Linked DNA regions of Homo sapiens: region 1 is linked to region 2. Evidence: read pairs that join two places in POLR2A ChIA-PET (ENCODE). Cell type or tissue: MCF 10A. All regions are shown on one strand. Links, peaks and the distances in the headings refer to the core of each region. The heading gives the core; the rest is flanking DNA.

The links. ChIA-PET counts read pairs that join two places held together with the same protein. Peaks named below come from ENCODE experiments on the same cell type or tissue, not always from the same donor. Only the 100,000 strongest peaks of a DNase experiment are listed, where the experiment ranks them.
Region 1: POLR2A ChIA-PET joins it to region 2 with 5 read pairs; 2 of 35 experiments call an interaction of 5 or more read pairs at or near these places.

The regions. Positions count from the first base shown.
Region 1 is chr2:169,594,138-169,599,388 of GRCh38, reverse strand. The region is part of intron 1 of PPIG (peptidylprolyl isomerase G); the gene reads right to left. Among named protein-coding and RNA genes, the nearest start is that of PPIG, 12 kb to the right of the region's middle. In MCF 10A, for the core only: no CTCF peak of the experiment used is centred there; no DNase peak of the experiment used is centred there.
Region 2 is chr2:169,048,539-169,054,044 of GRCh38, reverse strand. No RefSeq gene overlaps it. Among named protein-coding and RNA genes, the nearest start is that of DHRS9, 18 kb to the left of the region's middle. In MCF 10A, for the core only: no CTCF peak of the experiment used is centred there; a DNase peak (open chromatin) is centred at 3,124.

The sequences.
Region 1 (5,251 bases), core at 252-5,251, 550 kb before region 2:
AAATAAGCTTTTTAAAATAACATGAAAAAATGTGTTAAATGCCACATGAAAAAAGATAATTGTACAGTAGTAAGAATTACTTAAAAAATACCCCCATGAAATGAAATACTATCTATGAGAAATCATAATCTTACATATTAAAATTACAAACGTAACATTTTTTCACCAATTGGATTGACAAAAATAAAAAATGACCTCATTTATTGTTGCTGCTGGTAAAGGGATAAACTGATAGAATTACTTGATTGCCAATTTGACAACAAATATCCATATTACAAATGCATTTAAGACTCTCTGACTCAGTAATTCCACTTCTAGGAATTTACTTTATGTACATCCTTACACATTCGCAAAATAAGATATGTGCAAGGTTATTCAATGTACCATAATTTGTAGTAGTAAAAGGCTGTAAACCTAAATGTCCATAAAGGAGGAACAGGTTATAGAAATATAAACCTGTATTTATATAAATATAAATATTTACCTATATTTACATAAATATATTTACCTGTATTTATATAAATATATTTACCTGTATTTATATACATATAAATATTTACCTGTATTTATATAAATATAAATATTTATAATACTTTGATAAATGTATATATAATTTGATATATAATACAAAATAATTTAATAAATATAAATCAGGTATACCACTGTATACCTGTAGAAAGTACAAAGCTATTAGAAAGAATGAGAAATCTGTTCATTTACTGCTGTCTCCAAGATAGGGAGAACTATTTCCTAAAATCTGTAAATGTTAACTTATTTTGTTAAATGAAAAAGAAAATAAGCCAGGCGCGGTGGCTCATGCCTGTAATCCCAACATTTTGGGAGGCCGCTTTGGGTGGATCACAAGGTCAGGAGATCGAGACCATCCTGGCTAACACGGTGAAACCCCGTCTCCCCTAAAAATACAAAAAAATTAGCCGGGTGTGGTGGCAGGCGCCTGTAGTCCCAGCTACTCAGGAGGCTGAGGCAGGAGAAAGGTGTGAACCCGGGAGGCAGAGCTTGCAGTGGGCCAAGATCGCGCCACTGCACTCCAGCCTGGGCGACAGAGCAAGACTACCTCTCCAAAAAAAAGAAAAAGAAAATAAAAGGCTAGATGCAGTGGCTTACACTTTAGAAGGCTGAGACAGGTGGATTGCTTGAGTCCAGGAGTTTGAGACCAGCCTGGGCAACATGGCAAAACCGTCTCTACAGAAAATATAAAAATTAGCTGGGCATAGTGATGCATGCCTGTAGTCCCAGCTACCTGGGAGGCTGAGGCAGGAGGATCATTTGGGCCCAGGATGCGGAGGTTGCAGTGAGCTGAGATTGTGCCATGGCACTCCAGATTGGGCGACAGAGTGGGACCCTGTATCAAAAAAAAAAAAAAGGTTGCCCAGGCATGGTGGCTCATGCTTATAATCCCAGCACTTAGGAAGGCTGAGGCAGAAGGATTGAAACACCAGGCTGGGAAACATAGGGAGAACTTTGTTTCTATTTCAAACAAACAAACAAACAAACAAACAAACAAACAAACAAGCAAGGTACAGAAGTGTGTAGGATATACTGTCTTTGTATATTTTTAAAAGAAGAGAGAGCTGGGCGTGGTGGCTCATGCTTGTAATCCCAGCACTTTGGGAGGTCAAGGCAAGTGGATCACCTGAGATCAGGAGTTTGAGAGCAGCCTGGCCAACATGGCGAAACCATGTCTTTACTAAAAATATAAATAATTAGCTGGATGTGGTGGCGCACGCCTGTAGTCCCAGCTACTCGGGAGGTTGAGGCACAGAATTGCTTGAACTCAGGATGCGGAGGTTGTGGTGAGCCAAAATTGCACCAGTGCACTCCAGCCTGGGTGACAGAGTGAGACTCTGTCTCAAAAAAAAAAAAAAGAAAAGAAAAGGAAAAAAGAAAAACGAGAGAAAAACGAAAGTGGGGCCAGGCATGGTGACGTGCACCTGCAGTCCTAGCTACTCAGGAGGATCAGGTGGGAGGACTCTTTCAGCCGAGGATTTTGAGGCTGCAGTGAGCTATGGTAGCATCACTGCACTCCAGCCTCAGACCATCTCCAAAAACAAAATTAAATTAAATTTTACAAGTATGTATTTGCTTAACAAAAAGGCATCTAGGGAGAGAGAAAATGGGTAACTGGAAAAGAGGGCTAAGATTTTTCACTTTATAACCTCATATTTTCAATTTTATACCACATGAATATATTATCTATTAAAAATTATTATAACATATCCCACTCCTAGGTATACACTCAAAAGAAAGGAAATCATATATCAAGGAGATATCTTCACTCCTATGTTTATTGCAGCACTATTTACAATATCCAAGATTTGGAAGTAACTTAAGTATCTATCAACAGATTACCAGATAAAGAATATGTGGGCTGGGTGTGGTGGCTCCCGCCTGTAATCTCAGCACTTTGGGAGGCGAAGGTGGGCAGATTACCTGAGGTCAGGAGTTCAAGACCACCCTGGCCAACATGGTGAAATCCTGTCTCTACTAAAAACACAAAAGTGAGCTGAGCGTAATGGCGCATGCCTGTAGTCCCAGCTACTCTCAGGAGGCTGAGGCAGGAGAATCGCTTAAACCCGGGAAGCAGAGGTTGCAGTGAGCTGAGATTGCGCCACAACACTCCAGCCCAGGCAACAGAGTAAGACTCCGTCTCAGAAAAAAAAATGGACCAGGAGAGATATTAGTGCTGGTTGCGTGGCTCCAAAGGCAGACACTGTTGGGGGACTGCTGCATTAGGTGACTCCTGGAGCCTTCAAGTCTTCAATTTTCTTTAGGTTTCATGGGGAGTGAGGCCCTTCAGGCTGCTGAGTGTTACAAGAAAGTTCTCCGCTTTCCTGCCTCACTGAGCAGTCTAAAGGAGGTGAGGTGAGCTTTCTGCTGGCATTACTTCTGGCACCATCTGCTTTTCCCTAAGGCCAAAGTTTCCCTGGGATCTAGGGGTTTAGGCCACTCAAAACACAATTTTCGGCCGGGTGCGAAGGCTCACGCCTGTAATCCCAGCACTTTGGGAGGCTGAGGCAGGGGGATCACTTGAGGTCAGGAGTTCCAGACCAGCCTGGCCAACATGATGAAACCCCATCTCTACTAAAAATACAAAAATTCACAGGGCATGATGGCGTGTGCCTGTAATCCCAGCTACCTGGGAGGCTGAGGCAGGAAAATTTCTGGAACCCAGAGGGCAGACAGAGGTTGCAGTGAGCCAAGATCGCGCCACTGCACTCCAGCCTGGGCAAGAGTGAGACTCCGTCTCAAAAAAACAAACAAAAAGGCCGGGCGCAGTGGCTCAGGCCTGTAATCCCAGCACTTTGGGAGGCCGAGGCGGGTGGATCATCTGAGGTCAGGAGTTCAAGACCAGCCTGACCAACATGGAGAAACCCCATCTCTACTAAAAATACAAAATTAGCCGGGCGTAGTGGCACACGCCTGTAATCCCAGCTACTCGGGAAGGCTGAGGCAGGAGAATCGCTTGAACCCGGGAGGCAGAGCTTGCAGTGAGCCAAGATCGCGCCACTGCACTCCAGCCTGGGCAACAAGAGCGAAACTCAGTCTCAAAAGCAAAAAACAAAACAAAACAAAAAACTGTGATACATATACACAACGGAGTACTATTTAACCATTAAAAAGAATAAGATCCTGTTATTTGTAACAACATGGATGGAACTGGAAGGTCATTATAGTAAGTAAAATAAGCCAGGCACAGAAGGACAAACTTCACATGTTCTCACTTATTTGTGGGAGCTAAAAATTTAAACAATTGAACTCTTGGAGATAAGAGAGTAGAGAGACTGTTACTAGACACTTGAGAGGGTAATGGGGACTGGAAGTGAGGATGGTTAATGGGTGCAAAAAAATAGTTAAGAATCAATAAAACCTAGTGTTTGCTAGCACAATGGGGTGACTAACGATACTCAAAAAAAATTTAATTGTATATTTAAAAATAAAGAGTATAACTGGATTGTTTGTAACAAAAAGGATAAATGCTTGAGAAGACGGATACTTCATTCAGTCTAACGTGATCATTATGCATTGCATGCCTGTATCAAAATATCTCACGTAACCCATAAATATACCTACTATGTACCCACAAAAATTAAAAATTAAGAAAAGGGTAACTTTTAAGACACTGAAAAAACTTACTATAAAAATGAATAGGCCAGGCGCAGTGGCTCACGCCTATAATCCCAGCACTCTGAGGCGGGTGGACCACCTGAGGTCAAGAGTTCGAGAACAGCCTGGCCAACATGGCAAACTCCATCTCTACTAAAAATACAGAAATGAGCTGCATGAGGTGGTGGGCACCTGTAATCCCAGTTACTCAGGAGGCTGAGGCAGGAGAATCGCTTGAACCCGGGAGGCGGAGGTTGTAGTGAGCTGAGATCATGCCACTGCACTCCAGCTTGGGCAACAGAGTGAGACTCCATCTCAAAATAAAATAAAATAAAATAAAACTGCCAGGCATGGTGTCTCACGCCTGTAGTCCCAGCACTTTGGGAGGCCAAGGCATCACTTGAGGTCAGGAGTTCAAGACTAGCCAGCCCAACATGGTGAAATTCCGTCTCCACTAAAAAATACAAAAAAATTAGCTGAGCGTAGTGATGTGCACCTGTAATCCCAGCTACTTGGGAGGCTGGGACAGGAGAATCTCTTAAACCCAGGAGGTGGAGATTGCAGTGAGCCGAGATTGTGCCACTGCACTCCAGCCTGGGTGACAGAGACTCTGTCTCAAAAAAAAAAAAAAAAAAAAAGAAAAGAAAGAGTAAAACTGAAGAAGAAAAATTACCAGATTGTTCATGAATGACAAAATAGTCATACCAGGTGAAAAAAGCAAGTTAGTAAACAATACAGACTATAAAATCCCAATTTCACACGTATCAGTAAGCACATTAAAAAGACAGGATTTACACCATAATGTTAGCAATCATCATGTGTGGGCCATGGGTTTAAGGGTAATTTTTAATGTATTTGTTTTCCAATTTTTCTTCAATTTCGTAATCAGGAAACAATTATTTTTAAAAAAGTACTAATAAAATGCGTTTTTTTTTTTTTGCCTATCAACAGCAAAGATCTTTTAAAAGAATAACTCTCAACACATGTACAAATGGAAACAGGAATTTATACTACTACTAGTGATCATATACAACTCCTTTGAAATTTAAGAATATGAGAAATTCATAAGTGTTTATACTTTGAACCAGTAAAATTCAACTGTTGGAAATCTATTATGAGGAACTAC
Region 2 (5,506 bases), core at 235-5,234:
TGGGCACAGTGGCATGCATCTGTAATCCCAGCTACTTGGGAGGCTGAGGCAGGAGAATCACTTGAACCTAGAAGACAAAGGTTGCAGTGAGCTGAGATTGTGCCACTGCACTCCAACTTGGATGAGACAGTGAGACTCCATCTCAAAATAAAATAATAATAAATAAATAAAAGTTAAAAAAATAAGATAAATAAAAATTCAAAAATTTTCATAAGCTTATCCCAAACACTTTCTTATATCAATACATATACCTTTATCCAGTGGTTTTTGAAAAATGGTTGTATCATAGTTAATCATATGAGCTTGCTTGGCTAACGTCCTATAATTGGGCATTTAGATTGTTTCTAATTTGTCATCATTATGAATAATACTTTGAAGAATATCTTTGAATGAACATTTTGTTTATGTGTAATTGTTTCCTGACAATGAATTCCTAAAATTTGTACCCTTTAAGCATGTTTATATGGATGCAGTTTGTAGTAGATTGTTTTTGCAATGCACAAATCTCTTTATATCCTTGCCCTTATCTGTAGTTCATTCCCACATTGGCTCTGTGTTTGGCAGTGTTACTTGTTTTGGACAATGGGACATCAGCATATAAGATTTAAGCACAGACTTAAAAAAGCACAATAGGGCTTGCCCTCTTGGAATGCTACCACCATATAAAGAAGTCTGGGCTGGCTTGCTGGAGACCTGTGGCTTCAAACACCAACACCAAACCACTTCAGACCATTCAGCCCAGTTGAGCTGCCCAATGATTGCAGACACATATATGGTACTTGGTAAGACTTCCATTTGAGGTCACTTCAATTCTTTTTTTGTTTGTTTGTTTTTTGAGATGGAGTCTCCCCCTGTTACCCAGGCTGGAGTGCAGTGGCATGATCTCGGCTCACCGCAACCTTCACCTCCTGAGTTCGAGTAGTTCTCGTGCTTCAGCCTCCTGAGTAGCTGGGATTACAGGCACACTCCACCATGCCCAGCTAATTTTTTGTATTTTTAGTAGATACGGGGTTTTGCCATGTCACCCAAGCTGGTCTTGAACTCCTGAGCTCAGGCAATCCACCCTCCTTGGCCTCCCAAAGTGCAAGGATTACAGGTGTGAGTCACCACACCCAGCCTGGGTCACTTCAGTTCTTAGCCTGCAGAATTGTCAGTGTTGAGGATCAGAGCATGGTACCCAAAATACGGCACCTTGGCATACGGAGTATGTTAAGCTGGAGGAAACTGAGAAAACTGCACAATCAGGCAGGTTACTCTCGATCCTTCTCCAACCTTTCTCTCTTGAAGCAAGTCATAAAAGAATTCTCTGACCTACATTCCCGGAAAGTAGGTTATAAGACCCTCATTCCAGAGGGGTCCTGTTCTATACCTGAAGTGCAAGAAGAATCTGAACAGGCCTTGTCAAGTTCCCCTAGCTTATTACCATTAGATCACACCGTTTTGTCCTCCAGTCACACTTCTGCACCACTGCCCATAAAAATACAGTTTTCCTTGGGTCTTTAGGTTTTCTCTTTGGGTCTCCCGTGTAACAACAGACATGTTAACAAGAGAAAGGGATAAAAATTCGTGATGGGTGAGGAAAAGATATTATTTCTCCTCTACATCAGCAAGTAAAATGGTTGTTGTTTAAAGCAGTGAAGCTTTAGGGTAGTGTGTTATACAGCAAAAGCTAATTGATACAAGCTTATATAGCAAATTCTTATGTTTATACATAGTTATTTTGGGGTCATTTGCAATTCCAAGTTGAAAAATGACACTAAGAGTGCTTAGTAACTGACTATATCTGCCAGTGGGTGTTTTATTAGTCTTTTGTAATTAACAGGTCATTTAATGTGGATTCTAAAGATATAAAATATCATTTCTCAATTTCTTTGGTATTAAAAACTCTCATTTTTTCTGCAGCAAGCAACTGTTTATTTGCTTAAACAATAAAAAAAGCAAATGTTTAGTGATTCCCTAGGCAAAGACAGTGTTCTATATTTACAAAAAATTGAAAAATTATTTAATCGTGACTATCAAGTTTTTAACAGAATAGCACCAGTAATTTTTTAAACAACTGTCAAACATGGTAAGTGATCATTTCAAAGGTGAACATTTTTTGTCTTAAATATTTTCCGAATTTTTTCTCTATTTTTGTGATTTGAAATTTTTACCAGAAATTAACCAAGGGTGGTTCTGTTTATGTTGACCTTTAATCTTTATACTTTGAAATTTTTCTACTCAGAAAGTTAATTTACTAAATGATTATTAGTTCAATTTTATTGGCTTTGTTACTTCTTCAGGAAGCTTCGCACTTCTTGTAGGTCTCCGTTTTCTGTAATTTAAATTGATAATCTCTACTTCATCATTTTCTAATTTTTATGTTCTACAGTTTGGAAGAATTCTCACATTTATATATCATGTCACAGATTCCATTTCTTATGTTTGCTTGTTGTTTACTGTTTATAGTGAAGATTTCAATTCTGTTATGGTAATGCATTTTTAGTTTTCTGTTCTCCTTCCTTATTTCCTTCTATGATCTTTTCACATAATGATTTTCTCTCCTCCTGTCTTTTACTCCTATTTCATTTATTTTATATGCCTCTGCTTCCTATTCAGTTTGCCAAACAGTTTTCTAAATTTTTTTTTGGTGTCAATTTTAGTCACTTTTAGGCCTGTGTACTTGTTAGCAGTGTATTAGGTCTGCCATGATAAAAGACTACAGACAAGATAGCTTAAACAACACAAATTTATTTTCTCACCATTCTGGAGGCTGGAAGTCTGAGATCAGGGTGGTGGCTGGTGTAGTTTCTTCTGAGGCCTCACCTTGCCTTGTAGATGACTGCCTTCTCACTGGGTCCTCACATGGTCTTTCCTCTGTGAACGCACATTCCTACTGTCTTTCGTGAGCTAGGATGCCTCACAAGGATGCCTCTTCTTACAAGGATACCAGTCAAATTGGATTAAGGCCTACTCTAACAGCCTCATTTTAACTTAGTCACTGCCTTTAAAGGAACTATCTCCAAATGCAATCACATCCTGAAGCTTCTAGATAGAAATTGGGGTTGGAGAGGACAATTTAACCCACAAGAGTACCTCAAGTGTAAGTACGACCTTCCCTTTTTGTCATTAATCATTGTGTGTATGCGTCATATTTTGTTGTTTTATTCCTGCTTAGTCATCTTTGCATGAGTAGAAGTGATGAGTCTAGAAATAATGTTTACAATTAGATAAAGCATATAAATTTACCTTGGAGGTGCTTTTTGTTCATTTGAATAGTTGTTTCTATTCTTTGTTTTGTGTGGCAAAATACACATAACATAAAATTTACCATTTAAAATTTTAAGGTGCATGATTTAAAGATATTAAGTGTGTTCACAATATTGTGCAATAATTACCACTCTCTGGTTCCAGAAATTTTTCATTATCCTAAATGAAAACCCTCCATCCATTAAGCGGTCACTCTCTATTCTCTTCTCCCCTCCATCTCTGGCAAACAATAATCTCTTCTTTCCCTGTGGATATGCCATTCTGGATATTTCATTAAGAGAATGGAACCATGCAACAAGTGGTCTTTTCTGTCTAGCTTTTTTCACTTAACATAATTATATTTCAACGTTTATTTATGTTGTAGCATATATCAGTACTTTATTTCTTTTATAGTTGAATAATGTTCCATTGTATGCCACATTTTGGTTAACTACTCATCTGCTGATGAACATTTGGGTTGCTTTTGACTATTATGAATACAGTTGCCATGAACATACACATACACATTTTTGTTTGAATGTCTATTTTCAATTCTTTTGGTTATGTCCTCTAGGAGTGAAATTGCTGGGTCATATGGAAATTATATGTTTAACTTATTGAGGAACTGTCAAACTGTTTTTCATAACAGACAGCTGTACCATTTTAAATTCCCACCAGCAATGCATGAAGGTTTCAATTTCTCCATATCCTTGTCAACCCTTGTTATTACCTATATTTTTTTTAACTTTGGGCATCCTAGTGGGTGTAAAGTGATATCTCACTGTGGTTTTGATTTGCACTTCCCTAATGCTGAACACCCTGTTTATATATTCTGGACACCAGAGCCTTATCAGATATTTGATTTGCAAGTATTTTCTTCTATTCTATAGGTTGTTTTTTACTCTCTTGACAGTATCCTTTGATGCAAAAAAGTTTCAAATTTTGATGAAGTCCGATTTTTATCTTCCTTCTTTTGTTGCTTGTGCTTTTGGTGTCATATTTAAGAACCACTGCCAAACTGAGGTCATAAAGATTTGCCCATATATTTTCTTCTGAGTTTTATCATTTTGGCTCTTAGATTTAGGTCTTTGATCTATTTTGAGTTAATTTTTGTATATAGTGTGAGATAGGTGGTCCAACTTCATTTTTTTAACTTGTGGATATCCACTAGTCCCAGCACCATTTTGTTGGAAAGTCTATTATTTCCCTGTTGAATGATCTTGGCGCTCTTGTCAAAAATCAGTTGGCCATAAATGTCTGAGTTTCTTTCTGTTTTCTGGTTGATTTGTAGTGTTCTCTTCCTTCTTTCCTGTCTTCCTTTTAGTGAAGCTAATTTTCTCTGGTGGTATGTTTTAATTTCTTGCTTTTTGTTTTTTGTGTGTGTCTGTTGTACGTTTTTTTTTTATTTGAGGTTACCCTGAGGCTTGCAAATAATATCTTACAACCCATTATTTTAAACTGATGACAACTTAACAGTGATTGCGTAAACAAACAAGCAAAGAGAAAACTAATACAAATTCTACATTTTAATTTCATCCCTCTGCTTTTAAACTTTTTGTTGTTTCTATTTATACTTATTGTACTGTCTTGGAAAGCTGTAGTTATTATTTTTGATCCGTTCATCTTTCTTTCTACTCAAGATATGAGTATTTTATACCCCACAATTACAGTGTTATAATATTCTGTGTTTTTCTGTGTACTTATTATTGTTGGTGAGTTTTACAACTTCAGATGATTTCTTATTGTTCATTAATGTCCTTTTCTTTCAGACTGAAGGACTCCTTTTAGCATTTCTTATAGGACAGGTCTGATGTAGATGAAATCCCTCATCTTTTGTTTGTCTAGGAAAGTCTTTATTTCTCCTTCATGTTTGAAGGATATTTTCACAGTATATACTATTCTAGGATAAACGGTTCCTTGCCTCAGCACATTAAGTAAGTCTTGCCATGCTGTCCTGACCTGTAAAGTAACCCCTGAAAAGTCTGCTGACAGACATATTGGAGCTCCATTTTATGTTATTTGTTCTTTTCTCTTGCTGCTTTTTGGATCTTTTCTTTATACTTGACCTTTGGGAACTTGATTAATAAATGGCTTGAGGTAGTCTTCTTTGGGTTAAATCTGCTTAGCATTCTCTAACTGTCCTGTACTTGAATATTGGTATCTTTTTCTAGGTTTGGAAAGTTCTCTGTTGAATAAACTTGCTACCCCATCTGTCTCTCTCTCTACCCCCAAAAAGCCAATAACTCTTAGATTTGCCCTTTTGAGGTTATTTCTAGAT